Linked DNA regions of Homo sapiens: region 1 is linked to region 2. Evidence: read pairs that join two places in POLR2A ChIA-PET (ENCODE). Cell type or tissue: PC-9. All regions are shown on one strand. Links, peaks and the distances in the headings refer to the core of each region. The heading gives the core; the rest is flanking DNA.

The links. Peaks named below come from ENCODE experiments on the same cell type or tissue, not always from the same donor. Only the 100,000 strongest peaks of a DNase experiment are listed, where the experiment ranks them.
Region 1: POLR2A ChIA-PET joins it to region 2 with 6 read pairs; 2 of 35 experiments call an interaction of 5 or more read pairs at or near these places.

The regions. Positions count from the first base shown.
Region 1 is chr7:74,721,646-74,731,589 of GRCh38, forward strand. It overlaps GTF2I (general transcription factor IIi), which reads left to right. Exons shown (of 35, transcript NM_032999.4): 13 at 7,141-7,251; 14 at 8,584-8,649. GTF2I-AS1 (GTF2I antisense RNA 1) reads right to left here and starts at 7,273. Exons shown (of 4, transcript NR_110044.1): 1 at 7,060-7,273; 2 at 5,757-5,877. In PC-9, for the core only: no CTCF peak of the experiment used is centred there; no DNase peak of the experiment used is centred there; H3K27ac peaks cover 574 bases.
Region 2 is chr7:73,812,224-73,829,241 of GRCh38, forward strand. No RefSeq gene overlaps it. Among named protein-coding and RNA genes, the nearest start is that of CLDN4, 10 kb to the right of the region's middle. RefSeq lists enhancers at 7,656-8,234, 10,029-11,228, 15,132-15,779, 15,780-16,427, 15,976-16,270. In PC-9, for the core only: no CTCF peak of the experiment used is centred there; a DNase peak (open chromatin) is centred at 10,428; H3K27ac peaks cover 3,403 bases.

The DNA.
Region 1 (9,944 bases), core at 1,032-6,031, 900 kb after region 2:
GAGAACTTACATGCACACCTCTGGTTAATAATGTGTATCATATATTCTTTCTGGAAAGATTACTTCCAAATGGTAGGAGCTATTTAGATACCCGTAGTTAGGAAATAAAATTTTGGTATATCTTCATAACAGAAAAATATATAGCCATTGAAATCCTGATAATGTTTTCCAATAATCTGAAAAAAGATCTCTAATATAAAATGTTCAGTGGAAAAAAAAAAAATCCTGCCTTGAGAACAAGGCAACTTGAAAAGCAAAAGTGCATCTAGAGGATAATCTTAGTTTTGTTTTGGAAAATACTCATGCTTGGTAGGAAGACGGACAAAAATAAACTGAGATATTCCTGCTTGCTTGGAGACGACTTAATTTTCTCCTTTTATATCTTTTCACATTTCCCAAATCATTGGTAGAAAAAAAAACAGAACTTTGTTATCAAATAAGTCTGTCCGATTTTTCACAGTGTTTTCACCTCGATATCTTCATTTGCAATTATGTGGAGTTCTGAAGTGGCTAATTTGACACCGACGCGGACGTGTTTGTGGATACAGGGTCATTACTTACCCACTGCCGGTGCGCTCTGAGCTGTGCACTTCCATTTGTGGCGTTTTATTTGTACTTGGAGTCGGTGGTAAACATTTAAAACATACGTGACTTAGGTTTGGGAAATCGGCCTTGGACTAATAGGACCGCATGCCTCAGTTTTCGTAAACACCGTGACTACATTTCTGGGTTAAGGTGAATTGCCGTCAGGTATGTTATCTCTAATGTGTGCAGAGAAAACCTTATCAGACTTGTTTCAGGTCTAGCTGTCATGGGAGTGCTAAGAACCGTGTAAAGGAGGTTTCTTTCTTGCGCAGTTCTCTCTTAGGGCCTAGCTTCCCAAACCTGAGTCACTTACCTGTTACCTGTGTTCCTTCTGCTGTGGCCTAACTCTCTGTTCATTACTTAACCTGATTTTTTTCCCTTAAATTGATTTTAAGTAAATTCATTTTGTGATGAATTTTACGTCTTCCTAAGTCAAACTCTGGCTTTTTTATTTCTCATATTTTGAAAGGTATATGTAAATAATTTCAAATATAATTGACTCACATGACCACACGTGGCACACTTACTGCAGCTGGTACTGTAGGTTTTTTAGGATCTCTGTAATTGAGGAGGTTAGCGTTGGAAAACTTCTGTGTTTTTTATTTTTATAGCTGCCAATCAGACACTTAATGAATACACAATTATATATGTAAAAAAAGGAGTCTCAGAGGAATTATGTACTAAGATTTGAATAATACGTTTTTAGAGTTTCAGTATTTTAGTAGGGTTTATGATGGGCAGTTGGACTACCTACCATCCCTTTCTTGTGGAATTTATGTTTAAGATAGTGCCAGATACTTGACTGCAGCATATAATTAGGGACTAAACTATTCATATGTTCATTTAATCCCTCCACAAATACTGAGCACATTGTATGTACCAGGTGCTAAGAGTTTTTTTTTTTTTTTTTTGAGACGGAGTTTCGCTCTGTCGCCCAGGCTGGAGTGCAGTGGCGCAATCTCGGCTCACTGCATCCCCTGCCTCCCAGGTTTAAGCAGTTCTCTGCCTCAGCCTTCCTCCGAGTAGCTGGGATTATAGGCGCCCGCCACCATGCCTGGCTAATTTTTTTTGTATTTTTAGTAGAGACGGGGTTTCACCATTTTGGCCAGGGTGATCTTGAACTCCTGACCTCGTGATCCGCCCACCTCACCCTCCCAAAGAGCTGGGATTACAGGCATAAGCCACCGCTCCCGGCCTCTTTTTTTTTTTTTTTTTTTTAAGACGGAGTCTTGCTCTGTTGCCCAGGCTGGAGTACAGTGACCTGATCTCGGTTCTCCGCAGCCTCCGCCTCCTGGGTTCAAGTGATTCTCCTGCCTCAGCCTCTGGAGTAGCTGGAACTACAGGCACACGCCACCATGTCCAGCCAATATTTTACTTTTAGTACAGACAGGGGTTTCACCATGTTGGCCAGGCTGGTCTTGAACTCCTTACCTCAGGTGATCCACCCGCCTCGGCCTCCCAAAGTGCTAGGATTACAGGCATGAACCACCGCGCCTGGCCACGGTGCTAAGAATTTAGTAGTGAATAATTCAGTGGCAAATCCTCGGGAGTGTTTTGCAAATAAGAGTGACACTTTTTGTCCTTCACTTCTAGGAAACGTGGTGACTATGTTGAGAAAAGGGGGAAAAAAAAAAAAAGAGAAGACCTAGAGCAGTCAATAGTTTTTTGACAGAAAACTAGCTTGGGAGCCTCTTGGAACTACCTAGGGCACAGAGAAGAGTGCTTTAGAGCAGGTTGGTGGCAGGGGAGATAAGAAGTTGTTGATTCTGGGGAGATTTTGAAGACAAAGCCACCAGGCTTTGCTGTTTATTGTTTAATTCTTGTATTTTCTTAAATGTCTCTGCAGCACTTTTAAAATGGACATAATTGCTTAGGTTAGCACTTGAACACTTTGTTTTAAATTTTTTTTATTGCTGCCAAATAGTCATTTAATAAATACCCAATTGTTTATGTAAAGAGTTTTAGAGGAGCTATAAGTGGTATCCATGGGTGAAAGAATGAATCCATTTATTTGAAATGTATAGGGTAATTAATGGCTCCAGTTTTGAAATAGATATATTACCTGGTGTTGATTGTTTTTTTAACTTTGAATAGATGTCAGATTGTATGATAACACATTCCCAGTCTGATTATGTTGAAGCTAAGAGTATCAGAACATATTGTAACATAGTCTATTTATTGATTCACCGGCCAGAATGCAGTGATAAACAGCTTTAGCTCTGAAGCCTGTATTATCTTTAGGTGTATTCGTTAATATGTTGCAAAAAGGAAGTTGGTGTTTTCTAAACACAAATTTTGAGTTAGGGACGGTGTTGCCAACTTGAAGGTATTGGCGGAGTGCTTTTGTTAGTGTGGGTAGCATAACTATTGTAAATTCATGAATAGCACCTTTTGCATATTAAAATATCTTAAAATGGGCCAGGTGTGGTGGTGTAATCCCAGCACTTTGGAAGACCGAGGTGGGTGGATCACCTGAGGTCAGGAGTTTGAGACCAGCCTGACCAACATGGTGAAATTCCATCTCTACTAAAAATATAAAAATTAGCTGGGCGTGGTGGTGGGCGCCTGTAATCCCAGCTACTCTGGAGGCTGAGGCAGGAGAATTGCTTGAACCCAGGAAGTGGAGATTGCAGTGAGCCAAGATCGTGCCACTGCCCACTGCACTCCCAGCCTGGGTGACAGAGCAAGACTCCATCTCAAAAAATAAAATAAAATATCTTAAAATGTATTTTAAAAGCTTTACATTTTGATTATGGAAACAGAGTTTGGGCTTGAATTTGAAGCATGCTGAAACGTGTGTCTTGTTAAACAAAAATGGTTGTTTATACTTTGGAAACGGCAGATAATTGGAAGAGCAATGCCCAGTATGTGAGGGCAGGCCCTAGAGCTTTAGTTGATGTTTTATGCTTCAGAGTAAAAAGTAATTTTGATCCTTTGTGGAAAGGATTTTAGGTCGAGAAACCCATTTTTTTTCTTACTTTCTCAAAACCAATTAATTGCAACAAAGAGTTAATTGCAGAAAAAATTGAGGATGTGGTGAAGTTTATAGCTGTTCTGATGCCTGAATGCCATGTTCCATATGACTTAAAACACCCAAAGATTAATTAATAAGTTTATGAAACAGGGTTTTTAAAATAGAATATATGGTGTGATATTTTATCAATAACTACATCCAGCTGGGTGCGGTGGCTCACACCTATAATCCCAGCACTTTAGGAGGCCAAGGCAGGAGGATCACTTGAGGCCAGGAGTTCAAGACCAACCTGGGCAACATAGGGGGACCCCTATCTCTACAAAAGTTAAAAAAAAAAAAATTAGCTGGGCGTGGTGGTGCAGGCCTGTAGTCCCAGCTATTTGGGAGGCTGAGGTGGGAGGATCACCTGAGCCTGGGAAGTCGAGGCTGCAGTGAGTGGTGCTCCAGCCTGGGTGAAGGAGGGAGACCCTGTCTTAAAAAATAAAGTAACTACATTCATCTCTATATATGTTCACATTTAACAGATTGAACTTTATTATTTGTCAGTGAAGAGGAAAATGTGATATCCCTGATATTTTCAATATTTTACAGTCTTTGTTGTATTAAAAAAGCACTCTAGTAGATTTGCCTTTTTCTCTTTCTTTTTTTTTTTTTGGTTTATGATCGATTGGGTTACCTTCATAAAATATATTTATGCTATTAAATCTATTGTGGTCTAAAATGTTTGTGTGACTGAAAAAGTGAAGTCTTTTCAGTAAGGAAAACCTGTCTTCCCTTCCCCTGGGCCTCAGCTGTGAAGTTTGGATTTGGACTGAGATCCATGGGATGGAGCTCCACAGGTGTCCCTTCCATTCCATCTACAGCTGTGTTTCCTTTCTCATGTCATTCTACTCTAGCAGCTTTCAGTTTATGTCACTCAATGAATAGTCAGCTTAAATGATGATCTATAAGGATACTTAGGAGACCTTAACCTATAGGGGAAATACTTTTATTTTAGAAGTTACTGCTTAATGTTTGTAAAAAAATATATAGTAATATTAAGCATTTATAATGCTTTGACAGTATTCATAGGTGAAATGAGTGTATTTTGTTTTAACCTTTGGAAGCCAGCATAAAAATACTCTTAAGGTTTCTAAAATCTGTTTGGGAGTTGGAAAATCGGGTTTTTTAAAAAGTATATTTTCAGAATTGAGGTCCAAACTTACACACTTCTGTTTTCCAGATTGTTTCTACTTAGGTTGGAACCTTAATCTATTTATAGGGTGTCTTGACCATTTTTAATCCTTACAGTCATACAAACCCAGGTGCCAGTCAAGTTTTATTTCACAGGGAGGTTGTCATTTTAAAATTGTTTTCTGTCCTGGTCCCGTGGCTCATGCCTATAATCTCCGCACTTTGGGAGGCTGAGGCAGAAGGATCACTTGAGGCCAGGAGTTTCAGACCAGCCTGGGCAACATAATGAGACCCTGTCCCTACAAAAAATTAAAAGAAAAATAGCCAGGTGTGTTGGTCCCAGCTATTTGGGAGGCTGAAGCAGGAGAATCATTTGAGGCCAGGAGCTCGAGGTTGCAGTGAGCTATAATCATGCCACTGCCCTCCAGCCTGGGCGATAGAATGAGACCCTCCCGACAGATAGATAGATAGATAGATAGATAGATAGATAGATAGATAGATAGATAGAATGAGACCCTGCCAATAGATAGATAGATAGATAGATAGATAGATAGATAGATAGATAGAAAGAATGAGACCCTGCCGATAGATAGATAGTTTTCTATCAAATTTTTTCCTAGATTTGAACATGTTTTTCTAAAGTAGCATTCAACACATCAGCATTTTATAGCGTCATTAGTTGTTACTATGATTATGTTTTTCTGAAATAGTATCCTTTACAAAAGCACTTCTGTCTTTCTAAGCACATACATAGGTCCTAAAATGAATTTGTCTGATGTTGGTGACCTCGGAACCATTTTCTCCAGTTGATTAGCACGGCCAGCCAGTCAATAATTTCAGGTCACTGTTGGCCTTAGAGGAAGAGCCCAAAGGCAGCAAGCAAGGGTGCTGGTGTCCAGTCGCCTTCTAGAAGCATTTTCACCTTCCCTTAAGATTTCCCTTGATTAACACAGAAGTGTCTATAGAAGTGACCCAGTGCTGCCCCGGGCAACATCGTATATTAGGCCAAATTTGCATTTCTTACCTTTATGAGAAGCACCCTCGTAGTCTAGTGGAGTTACACACACACAGTCTGATCTCAGCTGTGCTCTCCAGAGATACAACATAGTCCAATCAAATAACATCCTCTGAGCCTGTTTCTTTAGCTGTAAAATAAGAATAACAATTATACCCATCTAAAAAGATAGTGTCTTGTACTTGAGTGATCTTTTTTCTATGATACTGTCTTTAACACAATAATTATTTTCTTCACCATACCACATTTGTTTTTAAATAAGAATTTCTTAAAATGATGTTTTCAGTATTTTATAGATGATGTTTGAGCAGCAATATTAATAGCATGTTACCTGACACTTTGAGGGACTAGAAGATGACAGTGGCAGCTGATATGACCCAGATGTCTCTAATCCTAACATGAGGTGTACTGAAGGGTCACAGCAGAGTGAGTTCCTGGTGTATCCACAAGGAAATGAGCACGGAACTCTCACAACAGCGTGTGTGCTGTGCGCTGTGCTTGAATAGCTGACTGCTCCTTTATACACAGCCTCTGTGCTGACTGAATCAACAGTATCTGTTTCATCATAATGCAGCCCTATTTCTTTAAGCCCATACATTTTGCACTTGTTAAAAGTATTTGAACAGGCCAGGCGCGGTGGCTCACACCTGTAATCCCAGCACTCTGGGTGGCCGAGGTGGGTGGATCACTTGAGGCCAGGAGTTTGAGACCAGCCTGGCCAACATGGCGAAACCCCATCTCTATCAAAAAAATACAAAAATTAGCCGGGCGCGGTGGCGGGTGCCTGTAATCCCAGCTACTTCGGAGGCTGAGGCATGAGAATCGCTTGAGCCCAGGAGGTGGAGGTTGCAGTGAGCCAAGATTGCATCACTGAACTCCAGCCTGGGCAACAGAACAATTCTCTGTCTCAAAAACAAAAACAAAAACAAAAACAAAAAAAAACTATTTACCCAATTTCCCTTGCTTATGCATGCTTAAATTTTGTATAAGCTTAAATATCTTTTCCATCTAAGCTGTACTCTATCCCCTTTTATAACTTTAGGTGGCTGTCTTTATTAAAAGTTTTTTCTTGAAAGTCTTAAAACAATATAGTTCTTGGCAATTTGAAAGTTATTTGAGAAGGGGAAATTTATAATGACAATTCAAATGAAGCAAACTAAAAAATAATGAAGAAAGACAGAGGAAAAAGCAGTATTCACTTGAACACATCCCAAACAAAGAAAATTTCAAATGTAACAAGGAAAAAGCCTGCTAAAGCTCACAATACAGAAATAACTATTGATACTCAAAATAGCTTTAAAGCCCTGCTCACCTTTTGAATGTTGGGAATTGACCAGGAGGTGACTGTAACTGTAAGATGGTTCTTCCAGTAATGACCATTTTCTTTTTCAAGATGATGATTATTCTCCACCGTCTAAGAGACCAAAGGCCAATGAGCTACCGCAGCCACCAGTCCCGGAACCCGCCAATGCTGGGAAGCGGAAAGTGAGGGAGTTCAACTTCGGTAAGTTCTCAGCGAACGACGTGACCTTTTCCTTCATCTTCTGGATTCTCAGTGTGACTGATAAATGTTGCAACATGCTCTGCAGGGGGAAAATGCTTTAGCGTCTATTACTGCATCATAATCTCATCTTTGGAAAGCCAGGAGCATTTTGAAAATTACATTACAGACATTGTTTAAACATAGTTTGGATTTACCAAAGCATAGGACATTGTCTTGTCTGATGTTAATTAGTCAGCTCAAGATTAGTGCTAAAGACTTAGTAATTTAGTTATTTCTCTTAGCTTTAAAATCTTTATTTCAGAACTATTTCACCTCTTGGTTTTCTTTTTTTTTTTTTTTGCTCTGTGTTACTGCAGCTGCTAATCTGTGAGCTCTCAATGGATGATGTATCCTAGCAAGGGACTGAATGAGATATTAGCGGCAAATTATGTTGATGATTCATATTTTGAATAAATGGAATATTAAGCTTGTATACATCTTGAAAATAGTACTTTAATATTCTACTGTGTCGTAGTCACAATGATTGGATATGAATTGAATTTTTGTACTTTTTAAATATGTTTTTGTTCTTTATTTTTAATTTTTATTATTATTTTTTTGAGACAGAGTCTTGCTCTGTCACCCAGGTTGGAGTGCAGAGGCACGATCTCAGCTCACAGCAACCTCCGCCTCCCGGGTTCAAGTGATTCTTCTGCCTCAGCCTCCTGAGTAGCTGGGATTACAGGCGCCCACCACCATGCCCAGCTAATTGTTGTATTTTTAGTAGAGATGGGATTTCACCATGTTGGCCAGGCTGGAATCGAACTCCTGACCTCAGGTGATCCGCATGCCTCAGCCTCCCAAAGTGCTGGGATTACAGGCATGAGCCACTGCACTTGGCCTGTTCTTTAGCATTTTAAGTTGCAACTATATATCCGTAAAGTCTTATTTCCACACAACTGAGACATGTTTTAGGAAGTTTGCTAAAAGACCCCTGGAGACCTTTATCGTGGTCTCCCTTTTGTCGTGTTTCATTTGCTTGATCTTTTCTGCCCTCCTGCTTTTCAGAAATTAAAAGGCTAAAAAGAGGTGCTAAATGTTAAAACTTCTCGTGTAGTCTCCCATGAGACTATTAAAAGTAATGGCAAAAGCCACAGTTACTTTTGCACCAACCTACTAATTCTAAGAACCACCAAAAAGGGGAAAGTTCTTGGAAAGCAGTAAAATGATATGGACAGTTGGGATGTAAAAATGTAGAAAATATGTCATTGTATGTTCAGTCATCCCAAGACCCTAGTGCTGCCCCGATGGTAGGGACTTCTTAATGAGAATTAACTTTTGCTCAATTTTCAGAGAAATGGAATGCTCGCATCACTGATCTACGTAAACAAGTTGAAGAATTGTTTGAAAGGAAATATGGTATGTCTAAATAGGAAAATTCCTGTAATACTTTGTTCATGAGCATTTACACAATGGCGTTACTGTTCATCATGGGGGTGATGTGGACAAGCCCAGCCCAGGGCTGCCAGTGAACCGTGCCACACTTTCTTACACGTCTCTCATTGTAAGGTCCTTAGTAGTGTCTGTCTAAATATTAGAAACAGTCTTTGTTTCTAGATTACAGTAAAGCTAAGGAAAAGTTGTATTTCTGTAGTTATCAGCTAACATTTCTTTTAAACTTCCAGCATGGATATTTGGGAATTTATTTACATATTTATTACAAAGCTCTGGATCTTGGGGGTTTCATTAAAAATTATTTTTTTAACTGACAGTTTCTGTTAATCTACTTTGTTAAATCCAGTATTTGCTGAGATCCCCCTATTGTCTCTACTTTTATCTTTTTTTTTTTTTTTTTTTTTTTTTTTGAGACGGAGTCTCTGCATTGCAGTAGTACAATCTCGGCTCATTGCAACCTCCGCCTCCCGGGTTCAAGCAATTCTCCTGGCTCAGTCTCCCAAGCAGCTGGGACTACAGGTGCCCGCCACCATGCCCTGCTAATTTTTGTATTTTTAGTAGAGACAGGGTTTCACCATGTTGGCCAGGCTTGTCTCAAACTCCTGACCTCAAGTGATCCTCCCGCCTTGGCCTCCCAAAGTGCTAGCATTACAGGCGTGAGCCACCCTTCCCGGCCACTGCTTTTATCTTGATGTATAACTGAGTTGATGCTAGATTTCAATTCCTTCTTTGTCCTTTTACTATTCTGTCCTATAGCCACCTTTATATAATGATCAAAGAAATTCGCAATTTGTTATTATCATTTTTATTTTTTATAAAATATTTAAAATGATTTAAAATAAAAATCATTTTATTTTTATCATATTTATTATCATCTGTTATCATTTTTATTTGGATGACTATTTACTTTGCCATTAACTAGCAAGCGGTAAAATTGTATGATATGCAGTTTTAACTGAATTGCTATAAGTGAAAATTTAAATGCAATAAACCATATTGATGGTATTTGTGTTAACAAACTTAAAATGAGCATTTTTTCTTCATCATGAGTAATATAACCTACCCCTCAATGAAAATCTACAATTAGAGTAAATTTGCTAATGAATTCAGTAACTTTTCCATATTTTTAGTGGTTTACTTAAGGTTCTCTTAGTGTTTCTCCCAGTTTTTAATAGCTTACACCTTTTTTGCCCGTGGTTTTTTGTTTTTTGTTTTGTTGTTGTTTTTTTTTTTTTTGAGATAGAGTTTTGCTCTTGTTG
Region 2 (17,018 bases), core at 7,323-12,322:
TGCGACCTCAGCTCACTGCAACCTCTGCCTCCCTGGTTCAAGCGATTCTCCTGCTTCAGCCTCCTGAGTAGCTGGGATTACAGGCACCCACCACCACGCCCGGCTAATTTTTGTATTTTTAGTAGAGACGAGGTTTCACCATGTTGGCTAGGCTGATCTTGAACTCCTAACGTCAGGTGATCCACCTGCCTTGGCCTCCAAAGTGCTGGGATTACAGACTTGAGCCACCGTGCCCAGCCTGGCTTTGTTTTATCATTGCGGTTATTATATTGTTCAGTTCTAAACTTTATTTAAATTTTTTTATTTTCATTTATTTATTTATTTTTTATACAGGGTCTTGTTCTGTCACCCAGGCTGGAATGCAGTGGTGCAGTCATGGCTCACTGCAGCCTCCTTCTGGGCTCAAACAATCCTCCCATCTCAGCTTCCCGAGTAGCTGGGACCACAGGCACAAGCCACCATGCCTGGCTAATTTTTAATTTTTTTGTAGATATGGGGTCTTGCTTTGTCACCCAGGCAGGTCTTGAACTGCTGGACTCAAGAGATCTTCCTGCCTTTGCCTCCCAAAGTGCTAGAATTACAGACATGTAAAATTTCTGTTTGGGGCTGGGTGCAGTGGCTCATGCCTGTAGTCCCAGCACTTTGGGAGGCCGAGGCGGGAGGATCTCTTGAGACCAGGAGTTTGAGACCAGCCTGGGCAACATAGCGAGACCTCATTTCTACAAAAAAATAAAATATTGACAGTGTGGTGGCTCATGTCTGTAGTCTTGGCTACTCTGGAGGCTGACGTGAGAGGATCACTTGAACCTGGGAGGTCGAGGCTGTAGTGAACTATGATCATGCCACTGTACTCCAGCCTGGGTGACAGAGGGAGACCCTGTCTCAAAAGAAAACAAAAAATTGTTTGGCTCTTCTTTACATCTTCTCTTCTTTGCAAAGACTTTCTATATTTCCATTGATTTCAAGAGTGTTGGCCTTTCTTGCAACATTTTGATAATAATTGCTTTAAAGTCTTGATCTGATATTTCCAATGTTTTGTCATCTCAACATTGACCACTGTTGATAGTCTTTTCTCCTGTGAGTTGAAATTCTCCCGGCTCTTTGTATGCTGAGTAATTTTGGAGTGTCTCCAAGATATTTTAAATATTAGGATATAGGAATCTGGATCTTTATACAATTCTATGGAGAATGTTGATATTTTTGTTTTAGCAGGCTGTGGTTTTTTTTTTTTTTTTTTTTTTTGGACATGCTGGACCTAGGAACCCTGAATTTCCACTACCTTGCTGTGTCTCCACACCCTTATCACAGCCCTGCGTCATCTCAGGCAGCTCTGACCACCTCCTGAATGTCCATGGCCTGACCAGAAGCCCTTGGAGAACTGCCCTATGGGTTTCTGAGTTCCTCCCTAGCATAAGTGAGTTTGGGGCTCAGTAATGTCTTGGAAACAAACTTGGGTAGACTTGATGCTTGTTATGGTTACACACCCTGGTTACACATTATGCTAAGTGAAAGAAACCAGACACAAAGCCTCTATAATATGTGATTATTGATTCCATGATTCTGGACATTTCATAGACCTATGATTCCATGCCTACTTTGAAATGTCCAGAATAGGCAAATCCATCATGACAGAAAGATTAATCACTTAGGGATATATGAAATATATGGAATAGGGATAAAGGGTTTGGAATTTCTCTTTTTGTTAAGAAACAGGGGCTTACTCTGTCACCCAGGCTGGAGTGCAGTGGCCCAGTCATGGCTCACTGCAGCTTCAAGCTTCTGGGCTTGGGCCAGGCACGGTGGCTCATGCCTGTAATCCCAGCACTTTGGGAGGCTGAGGCAGGTGGATCACCTGAGGTCAGGGGTTCGAGACCAGCCTGGCCAACATGGTGAAACCTTGTCTCTACTAAACATACAAAAATTAGCTGGGCTTGGTGGCATGTGCCTGTAATCCCAGCTACTTGGGAGGTTGAGTCTGGAGAATTGCTTGAAACTGGGAGGAGGAGGTTGCAGTGAGCTGAGATCGCACCCCTGTACCCCAGCCTGGGTGACAGAGTGAGACTCCATCTCAAAAACAAAAATAAAAAACCCCAAAAACTTCTGGGCCGGAGTGATCCTCCCTCCTCAGCCTCCAGAATAGCTGAGGCAGCTTTATTGAGCTATAACTGTTTACCAGTGGTTCTGGGTTCAAATTCTAACTCCACTAGCTGTGTGACTCTGGGTGAGTCACTTTAATCCACCAAGCTTCTGTGTCCTGCGGGTTAATAGTGTCTGTGGGGGGCCAGCCTGGCATTGGACAGGCATTCGAGAAGTGCTAATTATTGTTTTTGAAGCAGCTTTATTGACATAGAAGTCACATATCATACAATTCCCCCTTTCAAAATGCACATTTCAATGGCTTTTAGGATACTCACAGAGGTGTGCAACCATCATCACGGTCAATTTTAGAACATTTTCATCACTACAAAGAGAAACTACAAACAAGAGCTGGGTGTAGTGCCTTATGTCTATAATCCCAGCAGTTTGGGAGGCCAAGGTGGAAGGATCACTTGATGCCAGGAGTTCAAGACCAGCCTGGGAAACATAGCAAGACCCTGCCTCTACCAAAAAAAAAAAAAAAAATTTAACTGGGCATGTTGGCATGCACCTGTGGTTCCAGCTACTCAGGAAGCTAAGGCTGGATGGTCACTTGAGCCCCAGGAGATTAGGGCTGCAGTGAACTATGATCGCACCACTGTACTCCAGCCTGGGTGTCAGAGTAAGACCCTGTCTCTAAAAAATAAAAAATAGAAAAGAGCTGGGTGTAGCAGCTTACATCTGTAATCCCAGCACTTTGGGAGGCCGAGGTGGGCGGATCACCTGAGGTCAGGAGTTTGAGACCAGCCTAACCAACACGGAGAAACCCCGTCTCTACTAAAAATACAAAATTGGCTGGGCGTGGTGGTGTGCTCCTGTAGTCCCAGCTACTCGGGAGGCTGAGGAAGGAGAATTGCTTGAACCCGGGTGGCGGAGGTTGCAGTGAGCCGAGATCACGCCATTGCACTCCAGCCCAGGTATCAAGAGCGAAACTCCGTCTCAAAAATAAAAATAAATAAATAAATAAATAATTGTTACTGGCCTTGTCCTCCAAGATAAAAAGGTCTGATCTCTCCCCAGTCCATCCAGAACACAGAGAAGGGAAATAATTGGGAAGGTCATTTTGGACCAGACTCATCCATGGTGATGTTAGATGGGACAGGGAATGCCACATCCCCAAAAGCGGTGAAGCCAGACGTACAGGGTGCTGGGTCAGATGCTGGAGAGAGAGCAGGGAATTGTGGCTTTGGTGGTCACGGAGCTGGGGACATGGGGACAGGGAGAGCCTTGTGTGTGTGTTCGCTGGTATGACCCAGCCCTTGGGTAGCTCTGGGGCCTGGGCAAGGATGGGCTGGATGAGGAAGCCAGGCAAGGAAGCAGGTCCATCCTGCCTTGAGCTGATCGTCTGCTGCCTCTGTCCCCTTGCCGTCCCCGCACTGTCCCTGGGCTGGCACACCTGCACTGAAGCTCTTCTCAGCATCTCACCCTGAAGATTCTGGCTTCTCTGGATGACTTCGACCCTTTTGTGCTGCTATAAAGGAATACTTGAGGCTGGATAAGGTTTTTTTTTTTTTTATACTTTACGTTCTAGGGTACATGTGCACAACCTGCAGCTTTGTTAGATATGTAGACGTGCCATGTTAGAGTGCTGCACCCATTAACTCATCATTTACATCAGGTATTTGTCCCAATGCTATCCCTCCCCCTTCCCCCCAAGGCTGGATAAATTTATAAGGAAAGAGGTGTATTTGGCTCATGGTTCTGCAGGCTGTACAGGACGCATGGTGCCAGCATCTGCTGCTTTTTTTTTTTTTTTTTTTTTTTAGACAGAGTCTCATTCTGTTCCTCCAGAGCTGGAGTGCAGTGGTGCAATCTGGGCTCACTGCAACCTCCACCTCTTGGGTTCAAGCAATTCTCCTGCCTCAGCTTCCTGAGTAGATGGGACTACAGGTGTTCACCACCACGCCCAGCTAATTTTTGTATTTTTAGTAGAGACGGGGTTTCTCTATGTTGGCCAGGCTGGTCTCGAAATCTGCCTCTTTATGAGAGACAAGGTTTCACTCTGCTGCCTGGTGGGAGTGCAGTGGTGAGATCCTAGCTCACTGCTGCCTCCAACTCCTTGGCTCAAGTGATCCTCCCACCTCAGCCTCCCAAGTAACTGGGACTATAGGTGTGCACTGGTACACCTGGCTAATTAAAAAATGTCCTTTTTTTTTGAGATGGAATCTCACTACGTTGCTCCGGCTGGTCTTGAACTTCTGGGCTCAAGTAATCCTCCCCAGCCTTGGCCTCCCAAAGCTTTGGATTCACAGGCGTGAGCCACCTCGCCCAGCCAGCACCCGTTTATGGTGAGAACCTCAGGAAGTTTCCAAAGGTGTTTGCAGATCACATGATGACAGAAGAAGGTAGAGAGAGTTGGTGGGGAGTGGGGCAAGGAGGTGGCAGGCTCTCTTCAACAACCAGTTCTTGCAGGAACTAAGAGTGAGAACTCGCTCCCTTCTGCAAGAATGGTACCAAGCCGTTCATGAGGGATCTGTTCCCAGAACCCAGACACCTCCCACCAGATCCAACTCCAACACTGGGGATCAATTTTCAACACTGGGCTGGGTGAGGTGACTCAAATCTGTAATCCCAGCACTTTGGGAGGCCGAGGTGGGCGGATCACCTGAGGTCAGGAGTTTGAGACCTGCCTGACTAACATGGTGAAACCCTGTGTCTACTAAAAATACAAAAATTAGCTGGGTGTGGTGGCGCATGCCTGTAATCCCAGCTACTCAGGAGGCTGGGGCAGGGGAATCACTTGAACCCGGGAGACGGATGTTGCAGTGAGTCGAGATCACGCCATTGCACTCCAGCCTGGGCAACAAGAGCAAAACTCCATCTCGGGAAAAAAAATTTCAACATGAGATTTCAAGTGGACAAATATGGAAACCATAAACCATAGCACCGGCCCCTCCACCTCCAGTTGCCCTCTCTCACCTTCTTTCAGCCACACCTCCCAGGCCCCAGGTCCTACCCCAGCTCTCCCATGCCTCCGGGCCTTTGCCACATGTTTTTCCACCTAGGAGGTGAGTTCCTCCTACTCACTCACCTGACTCTCCCCTTCTTAATTTTTCTCTCCAGTTTTTATTTTGCAAACTTAAAACCAGGCTGGCTGGGCGCAGTGGCTCACACTTGTAATCCTAGCACATTGGGAGGCCAAGGTGGGTGGATTGCTTGAGCCCAAGAGTTCAAGACCAGCCTGGCCAACATGGCAAAACCCCATCTCTACAAATAATACAGAAATTAGCTGGGTGTGGTGGCATGTGCCTGTAGTCTCAGTTAGGAGGCTGAGGTGGGAGGGCCACCTGAGCCTGGGGAGGTTGAGGTTGCAGTGAGGCAAGATGGCGCCACTGCACTCCAGCCTGGGCAACAGAGTGAGACCCTGTATCAAAAAAAAAAAAAAAAAAAGAGGAAAAAAGAAAAACTTAAAAAGCTACAGAAGCCTGAGTGCGGTGGCTTGAGCCTGTAATCCCAGCACTTTGGGAGGCCGAGGTGGGCGGATCACTTGAGACCAGTTGTTCAAGACCAGCCTGGCCAACATGGTGAAACCCCGTCTCTACTAAAAATACAAAAATTAGCCAGGCGTGGTGGTGGGCGCCTGTAATCCTAGCTACTCGGGAGGCTGAGGCAGGAGAATCACTTGAACCTGGGAGGCAGAGGTTGTAGTGAGCCGAGATCACACCACTGCACTCCAGCCTGGGCAACAGAGCAAGACTCCATCTCAAAAAAAAAAAAAATCTACGGAAAAGTTGCAGGAATAGTCCAGTGAACTTTCAGATGCCCTTTGCTCCAGTTCACCAAACGCTAACATTACTATGGTTGCAGTCTATCTCTTCTCTCCCTACATACACGCACTTCGCTTTTTCCTGAACCATTTGAAAGCTAGATGAATACATCATGACAATTGACTGTCCAGAACTTCAGCATGCATCTCCTATGAACAGGACATTCTCCACCAGAGGTTCTGGAACTTGAGCAACGTTGAGTACTGAGTCCTGCCCGCTGGCTCCTTCAATGCCCCTTTACTGCCCAAGCAGAAGCCAGGAAGTCTCCCTAGAGGAGGTGAGGCTGGGGCTCAGCTTCCCTCCTTTCTTCCTTTGATTTCCTCCCTCCCTCCTTCCCTTCCTTCTTTCCTTTCTCTCTCCCTCCCTTGCTTTCTCCCTCCTCCCTGCCTCCCTCCCTTTTTCCTTCCTTCATCCCTTCCTCCCTCCTTCCTTTCTTCCTTTTTTTTTTTGAGATGGAGTCTGCTGTGTTGCCCAGGCTGGAGTGCAGTGGCACGATCTTGGCTCACTGCAACCTTCACCCCCCAGGTTCAAGTGATTCTTGTGCCTCAGCCTCCTGAGTAGCTGGAACTATGTTGAGTGCCACCACGCCTGGCTAATTTTTGTATTTTTAGTAGAGACGAGGTTTCACCATGTTGGCCAGGCTGGTCTGAAACTCTTGACCTCAGGAGATCCTCTCACCTCAGCCTCCCAAAGTGCTGGGATTACAGGCTCAAGCCACTGTTCCCGGCCTCTTCTTTCTTTCTTCCAGCTCTTATTTTTTAATTTATTTTTTAAATTTTTATTTATTTATTATTTTGAGATCAGGTCTCGCTCTGTTGCCCAGGCTGGAGTGCAGTGGTACAATCTCGGCTCACTGCAACCTCCGCCTCCCAGTTTCAAGCAATTCTTCTGCCCCAGCCTCCTGAGTAGCTGGGATTACAGATGCCTGCCACCACGCCTGGCTAATTTTTTTTGTATTTTAAGTAGAGACGGGGTTTCACCATGCTGGCCAGGCTGGTCTCGAACTCCTGACCTCAGGTGGTCTGCCTGCCTCAGCCTCCCAAAGTGCTGGGATTAGAGGCGTGAGCCACTGGGCCTGGCCTACAGGCTTTATTTTTAAGAACAGTTTCAGATTTATAGAAAAATTGAGAGGATCATACAGAGTTCTGTGTATCCCCACACTTTCTCCTACTATTAAAATCTTACATTAATACTGCCTATTTGTTTCAGTTAATGAACCAATGTTGATATCAATATTGATACAATGTTATTAACTGAAGTGTATGCTTTATATGGATTGCCACAGGTTTTTTTGTTTATTTATTTATTTATTTTTGACAGAGTCTGGCTCGGTCACCCAGACTAGAGTGCAGTGGTGTGATCTTAGTTCACTGCAACCTCCGCCTCCCGGGTTCAAGCAATCCTCCTGCCTCAGCCTCTCGAGTAGCTGGGACTGCAGGCACCCGCCACCACATCTGGCTAATGTTTGTACTTTTAGTAGAGACGGGGTTTCACCATGTTGCCCAGGCTGGTCTCGAGCTCCTGACCTCAAGTGATCCTCCCTCCTCAGCCTCCCAAAGTGCTGGGATTACAGGCGTAAGCCACCTTGCCCAGCCACACAGTTTTTTATCTAATGGTCTTTTTCTGTTCCAGGATCTCATCTGGGATCCCATATCACATTTATTTACATACAATTTACACTTACTTACATACTATTTACATTTATTTACACATATTTGCATTCGTTTACATATATTGATTTCTATGGCTCTTCCCCAGTGTTCTGTTTCTGCTTCAGGAGCCCACCCAGGACACCAGGTGACATTTAGTCATCACGTAACGACGGCTCCTCTTGGCTGCCACAGTGTCTCAGCCTTTCCTTGTTATGACGATCTTCAGGTTTTAGGAGTGCTGGTCAGCTATATCGCAGATGCTCCTGTCTTGGGATTTGTCTGATGTTTTTCTCATGATTAGATTAGGATTATGGGTTTTTAGGAGAAAGATCACAGGTAAAGTGCCATTTGCTTTACATTCTATCACGAGTATAGATTATTAGCATGACAAATAACTACTGATGTTGACTTTGATCTCCTGGCTGGGGCAGTGATTGCCAGCTTTCTCCGCTGTAATGTTACCCTTCCTGTGCTGCACCCCTTGGAACGAAGTCACCCTGTACAGCCCATACTCATGTTATTCTCCCCGCCATGAGGGCAGAAGTATCTGCATACATTTTTTGGAGTTTAAAAACTTCTTTTAAACTAAAAAAAACACTTTTTTTTTTTTCAGGCAGAGTTTTGCTCGTCGCCCAGGCTGGAATGCAGTGGCCCGATCTCGGCTCACTGCAACCCCCGCCTCCTGGGTTTAAGCAATTCTCCTGCTTCAGCCTCCCGAGTAGCTGGGATTACAGGCGTGCGCCACCATGCCCAGCTAATTTTTGTATTTTTAGTAGAGATGGGGTTTCACCATTTGGCCAGGCTGGTCTTGAACTCCTGACTTCAGGTGATCCACCCGCCTTGGCCTCCCAAAGTGCTGGGATTACAGATTTTTTTGTTTCTTCTTTTTTTTTCCATTTTATTTTATTTTTTTGAGACAGAATCTCGCTCTGTTGCCCAGGCTGGAGCACAGTGGTGCAGTCTCAGCTCAGTGCAACCTCTGCCTCCGGGTTTAAGTGATTCTCCTGCCTCAGCCTCCTGAGTAGCTGGGATTACAGGTGCCTTCCACTATGCCCCGCTAATTTTTTGTATTTTTGGTAGAGACAGGGTTTCACCATGTTGGCCAGGCTGGTCTCTAACTTCTGACCTTGTGATCTGCCCACCTCGGCCTCCTAAAGCGCTGGGATTACATGCATGAGCCATCACACCCGGCCTCCATTTTATTTTTGTTTTATTCACAAAGACCCCAATAACAACTATTTTAATTTTTTGTTGGTTGGTTGGTTTGTTTTTGTGACGGAGTCTCCCTCTGTTGCCCAGGCTGGAGTGCAGTGGCGTGATCTTGGCTCACTGCAACCTCCGCCTCCTGGATTCAAGCAATTCTCCCACCTCAGCCTCCCAAGTAGCTGGGACTACAGGCATATGCCACCACGCCCAGCTAATTTTTGTACTTTTAGTAGCAACGGGGTTTCGCCACGTTGGCCAGGTTGGTCTCGAACTCCTGACCTCAAGTGACCCACCAACCTGGGCCTCCCAAAGTGCTGGGATTACAGTTGTGTGGCACCACGTCCGGCCTAAAATCTTTAAAAAAATTGTTTTTTTTTTTTTGTAGAGACAGGGTCTTGCTATGTTGCCCAGGGTGGTCTGGAACTCCTGACCTTAAGTGATTCTCTCACCTGGACCTCCCAAAGTGCTGGGATTACAGGCGTGAGCCACCTCGTCTGGTCCCACCAGTGATTTCTGATTCCTCAGTGTGACTGCAAGGCCAGTGAGCCCCAGGCCCTGAAGACATCACACAAACTGAAGCCTGGAGGTTTTTATGGCAGCCAAAGCTTGGCAATGGCTGATGGGACAAGTGAGGGCCTTCCCTTCCTGATGTCCTGGGACCGCATATATCCAGGTCAGAGTGGGAGCTACAGGAAGGACTGACTGTGAGTTCTCTGCCAGCCTGCTGAGATGGCAAAGAATGGGAATGAAATTGACTGAAAGAAAATAAACATGGATGCTTGTTGCACGGATGTGGGTGAGGAGAGCCAGCCTGTATGGGGACATGGGGATGGAGACTGATGCTGGGGGGGTAGTGACACCAACTGGGTGGCAGCTGGCAGGCCCCTGGGCATCCACACTCCCCCTGCTCAGTTGGAGAGAAGCAAGAAAGCATAAAGGGAGGGAGGGAGGGAGGAAAAGAGGTGGGAGATGAGTGCTGTGGGTGAGCGCTGAAGCACACTTCAAAAGCTCAAGCCACAATGCTTACGCCCTGATATAAAAAGAGCATTGAGTTGAGCGTGGTGGCTTACGCCTGTAATCCCAGCACTTTGGGAGGCTAAGGCGGGTGGATCACTTGAGGTCAGGATTTTGAGACCAGCCTGGCCAACATGGCGAAACCCTGTCTCTACTAAAAATACAAAAATTAGCCGGGCATGGTGGCGGGCGTCTGTAGTCCCAGCTACTCTGGAGGCTGAGGCAGGAGGATCGCTTGAACCTGGGAGGTGGAGCTTGCAGTGAGTGGAGATCGCGCCATTGCACTCCAGGCTGGGTGACAGAGTAAGACTCTGCCTCAAAAAAAAAAAAAAAAAATTGAAAAATTACAAAGCTCAAACCTAATCACCAGTGTGGCTGCTCCTGGCCCCACCCTGCCTCCTGCTCCCCAGGGGAGGGGACAGGTCAGAGAGGGGTGTGCCCTTCCAGGGGCCTGAGATGATCCAGACATGGGAGCTGGCAGGGAATGAGGGCTCCGGCAGGGCTGGGTCAGTAGGTACACCTGGCAATAGGGCAAAGATCTGGCAGCTGGACTTCTTGGGCTCTGAGAAGGCAAGAGATTAGTATCTGTGTGTGACAGGAGAGGGCGTGGCTGGTGTCCACCCATCCATGCTGGGAGACGTGGGAGAGATGGGGCGGGGACACAGGGCAGGAGAGAGGCCAGGCCTGGGGCCTCTGTGCCGGGAGGGATAATACGATCTCTGAGTCACCCCGAAATGGGGTGAGATGGTGCTGATGATCCCGGATTCCTTGGTTTTGTCCCTGGCTCTGTCACTGCTGACTCATGGGCTGCCGACCTAGGAGTCTCCTGGTCAGCGTGCGGGTTTCTCTCAGCCTCTTGGTGTGTCACAGAAGCAGACAGCTTCTCTGTAAACCGTCATCCTCAGGGGTGTGCCCGGCTTCTGGGTTCTGTGTTCTGGCATCCTCCGATATTCCAAGAGGAAGCAGGATAGGACGATCCCAGCTCCTTGCTCTGCCTACTGGTGACAAGACCTGTCCTGGCCTGGGACCAGGGGGGCTTCTCTGGGAGTCCTGGTTGGTCCTGAGACAGGGACACCCTCCCAGTGAAGCCCTACCTCCTCTGTCCTCCATCACCCAGCCCACAGCAAGGCCACCCTCCTGACTCTCCCTCCAATTAACCCAAGCTCCTGGGTTGCGCCCTTGAGGCCCACACCGATGCTCCCAACTTACTTTCCAGCCCTATTCCCTCACCTGTCTGGCTTCCGACTCCTCAAGTTGAGTTTTCCACAGATACTTCCTCCCCACACACACACCCGTTTTTGTCCCTGCTACTCTCCTTTTGCGAGAGCTCTCTCCTCTTCATAGGTCTCTAAGCTTTTACTCACCCTTCAGGTCTCCTCTCCACCTGCCACCTCCTCCAGGAATCCTGCCTGGTGTGCCCCAGGTAGAGTTGATTTTTCACTCTCCAGTGCTCACACAGAGCTTGTTTTCCCTGCGTGGGAGCTGTTTATTTAAATTCAGGCTGGCCTGATTACACCCTGATGAGCTCCATGCCAGCCCTGGGCCTGGCCCAGTGCGCTCAGCATGTCCTTCCAGAAAGAATGAAGGAATAAAAAAAGACGAAGAGTAATAAATAGGAGAGTAGGGGTAGAGGATGAGCCCCAGAATCAGACATTAGGCAGGGTGTGGATACCAGTCTTGCCATTATTCTGGTGGCCCTGGAATGTCACATCAGTTCCCAGAGCCTTAGTTTTCTCATCTCTAAGATGGGAATGGGCTAGGCATGGTCACACCTGCAATCCCAGCACTTTGGAAGGCTGAGGCAGGAGGATCACTTCTTGAGGCCAGGAGTTCGAGACCAGCCTGGGCATCATCGGGAGAACCTGTCTCTACAAAAAAATAAGAAGTTAGCTGGGTGTGGTGGTGCACACCTGTAGTCCCAGCTACACCAGAGGCTGAAGGTGGAGGTTTTCTTGAGCCCAGGAGTTTGAGGCTTCAGTGAGCTACGACTGTGCCACTGCACTGTAGCCTGGGTGACAGAGCGAGACTTCATGTCTTAAAAACAAAAACAAGAGAACAACAATGATGCCCCTGCACTGTTTTGCAGTGAGATAAAATGACTTCCTGTTATTCAATGTTATCCGAAGGCATTTAGGTTAGTGCCTGGCCCCGAAGCAGGTGCTCAAAACATGGTTTACTGGCTGGCTTGCTCCCTGAGAGGCCAGGGCAGAGGTGCCTGGCAGGAGGAGGCTGCCCTGAATGGGGAGAGGGAGGGGTGGGGCTGGAGAGGATTGACTCCTCCATCAGATTAGAGGGTCTTCAGGAATTCCACCGCCCTTAGGTCCTCTTCCTCCCTCGCCTCTGGGAAATTGGAGTAAAATCCAGTAGAGACAGGACTGCCCTGAAGTGAGGAGGCGGGAGCCGGAGGGAGTCGGGGAGGTGGGTGGGAAGGAGGGTTTATGGACCTCCCTGTGAAGTGGGGGAATGGCCTGTGAAGGGCTGGACAGCTGGGTAGGATGGTGGGAATGCTGAAGGTCACGGTAAATACGGGCTTGCTAATTATTTATTTATTAGAGATGAGGTCTTGCTCTGTCACCCAGGTTGGAGTGCAGTGGCATGATCATGGCTCGCTGTAGCCTCCAACTCCTGGGTTTAAGTGATCTTCCTGCCTCAGCCTCCCGAATAGCTGGGATTTACAGGTGTATGCGACCATGCCTGGCTAATTAAAAAAAAAAATTTGTTTTTGAAAAAGGGTCTCACTATGTTGCCCAGGTAGGTCTTGAATTCCTGGCCTCAAGTAATCCTCCTGCCTCAGCCTCCCAAAGTGCTGGGATTACAGGCATGAGCCACCATGCCTGGCCAGGTGTTTTGAAACTGACAGACATAAACTGAAATCGATGCACCGATTTGGGGTAAAGTAATTTAACAACGGTCCTCTAAGTCCTGTCCCCTGTGTAAGCCTCCTCCCCTTCACACAGTCATCTCTTCTGAGTCTCTCTAACTAAGCTCTCTCACCGAGTCCCCTCCCTTTGCTCAGCCCCTCTCCCCATCCTTGCCACCAGAAGTGCCAGACCCTGGGACTCCAGCCAGGAGGCATCAGTATGGTCTTTCTTCTCTTCCTTAGAAGAAACCCCAGAGGTGGCCACCGCCCCCACCCACGGCCCACGTGGTGCCCAACCTGGGGGCAGCACCCGCTCAGCCAGTCTCGCCAGACTGGTCAGCCAGGCCTGCCATCACCCAGCACCAGGCCGAGGGGGTGGATGGTCCGCTGGTGTGGGCGGTCAGGCTGAGGGCCAGGGACTCTCCTGTTCAGCCTGGTGCCAGGACTCCAATCTGAGCTCAAGGACTTCAGAAAGAAATAGGATCTTGTTGCCTAAAGAAAGAAAAAAATTCCATCCTTTACTATTTTTTATTTTTTGAGTTGGAGTCTCACTCTGCCTCCCAGGCTGGAGTGCAGTGGCGTGATCTCGGCTCACTGCAAGCTCCGCCTCCCAGGTTCACGCTGTTCTCCTGCCTCAGCCTCCCAAGTAGCTGGGACTACAGGTGCCCACCACCATGCCCGACTAATTTTTTGTATTTTGAGTAGAGATGGGGTTTCACCATGTTAGCCAGGATGGTCTCAATCTCCTGACCTCGTGATCCGCCCACCTCCGCCTCCCAAAGTGCTGGGATTACAGGCGTGAGCCACCGTGCCCGGCCTACTGTTTTTTATTTTTTAAGAGACAGGATCTTGGTCTGTCGCTCAGGCTGGAGTGCAGTGGTGTGATCTCAGCTCACTGCAACCTCTGCCTCCTGGGTTCAAGCGATTCTCCCACCTCAGTCTCCCGAGCAGCTCCCGACCACAGGCACACGCCACCATGCCCAGCTAATTTTTAGTATAGACGGGGTTTCACCATGTTGGCCAGGCTGGTCTAGAACTCTTGGCCCAAGTGATCCTTCCACCTCAGCTTCCTAAAGTGCTGGGATTACAGGTGTGAGCCACTGTGTCCGCCCTAGGAATCAATTTAATATACACTGGCTTCCCTGGCTTTAGTCTTCCTGTTCCCAGAAGACGTGGAGTACGGGCTCTGGGAGCTAGACTGCTCAGCTCACAGAGATCTTTTTGGCTGCAGGACAGTGGTCCATCACTGGCCCTGGGGCTCAGATGCCAGCGGGAGCTTGGGGTTAGAAGGGAGACTTTGTTTTTGCCCCTTTGCTAGGGACTCCCAGGGAGCTGAACTCAGGGCAAGCTGCATGTGTGTGTGTTACAACTGGGGACTTGGGGCCAGGCGGGGTAGCTCACGCCTGCAATCCCAGCATTTTGGGAGGCTGAGGAGGGCAGATCACTTGAGGCTAGAAGTTCGGGACCAGCCTGGCCAACATGCTGAAACCCTGTCTCTACTAAAACTACAAAAATTAGCTGGGCGTAGTGGCGAGCACCTGTAGTTCCAGCTACTCGGGAGGCTGAGGCAGGAGAATCGCTTGAACCTGGGAGGCAGAGGTTGCAGTGAACCGAGATTGCACCACTGCACTATAGCCTGGGTGACAGCGACATTCCGTCTCAAAAAAAGAGAACAAAACAAAACAAAACAAAACAACTGGGGACTTGGCCAAGCCCCTGGAACTCTGGGGACAGGGGTCTGAAAAGTCCTAGCTCCCACCTGTTATGATCAGGATCCGAACTGCGCAGCAGCTGCTTTGCGTACGGAACTTTGCTCCCTCCTCTTGTTATTAAACTTTTTGGCTCACAAAGCATTTTTACTTCCTTCTCTCATTTCATGTGTATCTCAGACTGGGGAGTGGGCCCCAGTGTTCTCATTGTACAAAGGAGGAAGTTGGGGCTCAGAGATGGAATTGGCTTCTCCAAGGTCACAGGGCTGGTAGGATGGCTTATGGATACACAGCTTCCCAGCTTTTGTCCTGAGCTTTTTGGCTCATGAAGCATTTTCACATCCCCATCTCATTTCACGTCTGTTTTTGTTTTTGATCCTGGAGGGGGTGCAACATCCTCATTTTTACAAAGGAGGAAGCTGTGGCTCAGAGATGGTTCCTGGGCTGGAAAGATGGTTTATGGGGTGGGCAGAGATGGGTGAGCTGATCTGGTGGTTTTTATCCTTGATAGAAACCAGCAGGTGTGGCCAGGCGCAGTGGCTCACGCCTGCAATCCCAGCACTTTGGGAGGCCGAGGCGGGCAGATCATCTGAGGCTGGAAGTTTGAGACCAGCCTGGCCAACATGCTGAAACCCTGTCTCTACTAAAACTACAAAAATTAGCTGGGCGTAGTGGTGTGCGCCTGTACTCCCAGCTACTCGGGAGGTTAAGCCATGAGAATTGCTTGAACCCGGGAAGTGGAGACTGCAGTGAGCAGAGATCGTGTTGTCTCAAAACAAAAAACAAACAACAAAAACAACAAAAAACAACAACAAAAAACAAAAAAAAGCACGTGATCCAATTCTGTCAGCACAAAATCACACAGTGCATGTTATAAAGAAGAAAAAGAAAATAAATGAGTGCCAACCCTGTACTCTCTGACCCCAAAACCAAGGTGATGAATGGCAGATGTCTTATAAGGTGTTCCTGTAAAAGATCTTCGGGCTTTGGGAAGAGGGCCAGATGCAGGCCTAGAGGTAAATTTCCTTGTTTTCCTCTGCCTTAGGGCTATGGGAGCTGGAGCGGAGAGGAGAGAAGCACCTTGCCTTTGCTGGTGTTTTTCCCGCAGCAGGTGGGTGGGACTGAGCCAACGGTCTCTTGGCATCAACAAAGCATCAACAAATCTCTCTCCAGCTCCACTTGTGCTGAGCTACTGGCTGATCCCCAAGGACATCCTTCTGGCCTCTCCTTCACACCTGGGTCCCCTAGCCCTGCGTGAGCTCTGTGCTTCTTCCCCTGCCCTGTGTCTGCTCTATGCCTGGAGCCTCTGTACCTGCCCTCTCCTCAACCCCCAACCCCTCCCTGCTCTCAGCTCCCGATACGCGTGGCTATGCCTGGGAGGGAAGGACAGCTTCTTAGGGCCACAGGTGGACTGTTGTAGGGCTTGCATGCTCCCCTCCCCCATGCCTGCTTCTCCAAGTGGCACTTGGCTGTGTCCCAGGAAAGCAAGGGCAGGAAGTGGCAGGGCGGGGGCCGGGGGCCGGGGGGGCAGGAGGCGGGCGGGGGGTTGGGGGGGGCAGGTTCTGGCCATCTGGCCAAGTCACGTGTCTACTCAGAAAGCTTGTTAAAGGCTACCTGGCTGGGACCACAGGTAAGAGGCACCTGGGGAAGGAGGCACCCATGCTGGAGTGCCCACCCGTCCTGGGCAAGGCCCTGGCCTTCTCTGGGCTTCAGTGTACTCCTTTGAGCCAAGGCAATAAAAGTCCCTGCCCTGCTGACTGGCAGGAGGCTGTGATGAGGTCATCTCCAGGAAAGCACTTATCGCCAATCATGATGTTACTTATCTCTGGTGTTATTCAGCCCATAGGCTCTGTGTGTAGAGGGAGCCTTGTAAAGAAAGCCCCAGGGAGGCGTGGTCTGGGCAGAAACCATCTCTGTTTGCTTTGGTGTGTGTGCCTATGATGGGGGTCAAGGTATAGGAGTGTGATTTGAAACTGGAGAATGCTTCGTTCTTTCCATCATCAAACATGTCTTTTTTTTTCTTTTTTTTTAGATGGAGTCTCGCTCTATCACCCAGGCTGGAGTGCAATGGCGCGATCTTGGCTCACCGCAACCTCCATCTCCCAGGTTAAAGCGATTCTCCTGCCTCAGTCTCCTGAGTAGCTGTGATTACAGGCGTGCGCCATCACACCCAGCTAATTTTTGTATTTTTTAGTAGAGATGGGGTTTCACCATGTTGGCCTAACTCCTGACCTCGTGATCTGCCCATCTTGGCCTCCGAAAGTACTGGGATTACAGGTGTGAGCCACTGCACCCGGCCCAAACATTTCTTTTTCTTTTCTTTTGAGACAGAGTCTTGCTCTGTTGCCCGTGGCTGGAGTGAAATGGTGCGATTATAGTTCACTGCAGCCTCAAACTCCTGGCCTTAAGCGATCCTCCCATCCTGGCCTCCCAAAGTGCTGGGATTATAGGCATGAGCCGCAGCAACCACTCCTCACATTTCTTGAGCATCTGTGATGTATCAAGCCAGATGCTGGGCACTGAGGTTGCAGAAGGCATTGTTCCTGTCTTCTAGGAGCCCCAGGCTAGCAGGGAAGACGGATGTGTATAGAGTTAACCACAATACCAGGCCTCAACTTCCCGTCTGTAACACAGGTGGACCATGCTAGATTGTCCCAGCCTGCCCTGTGCTTCA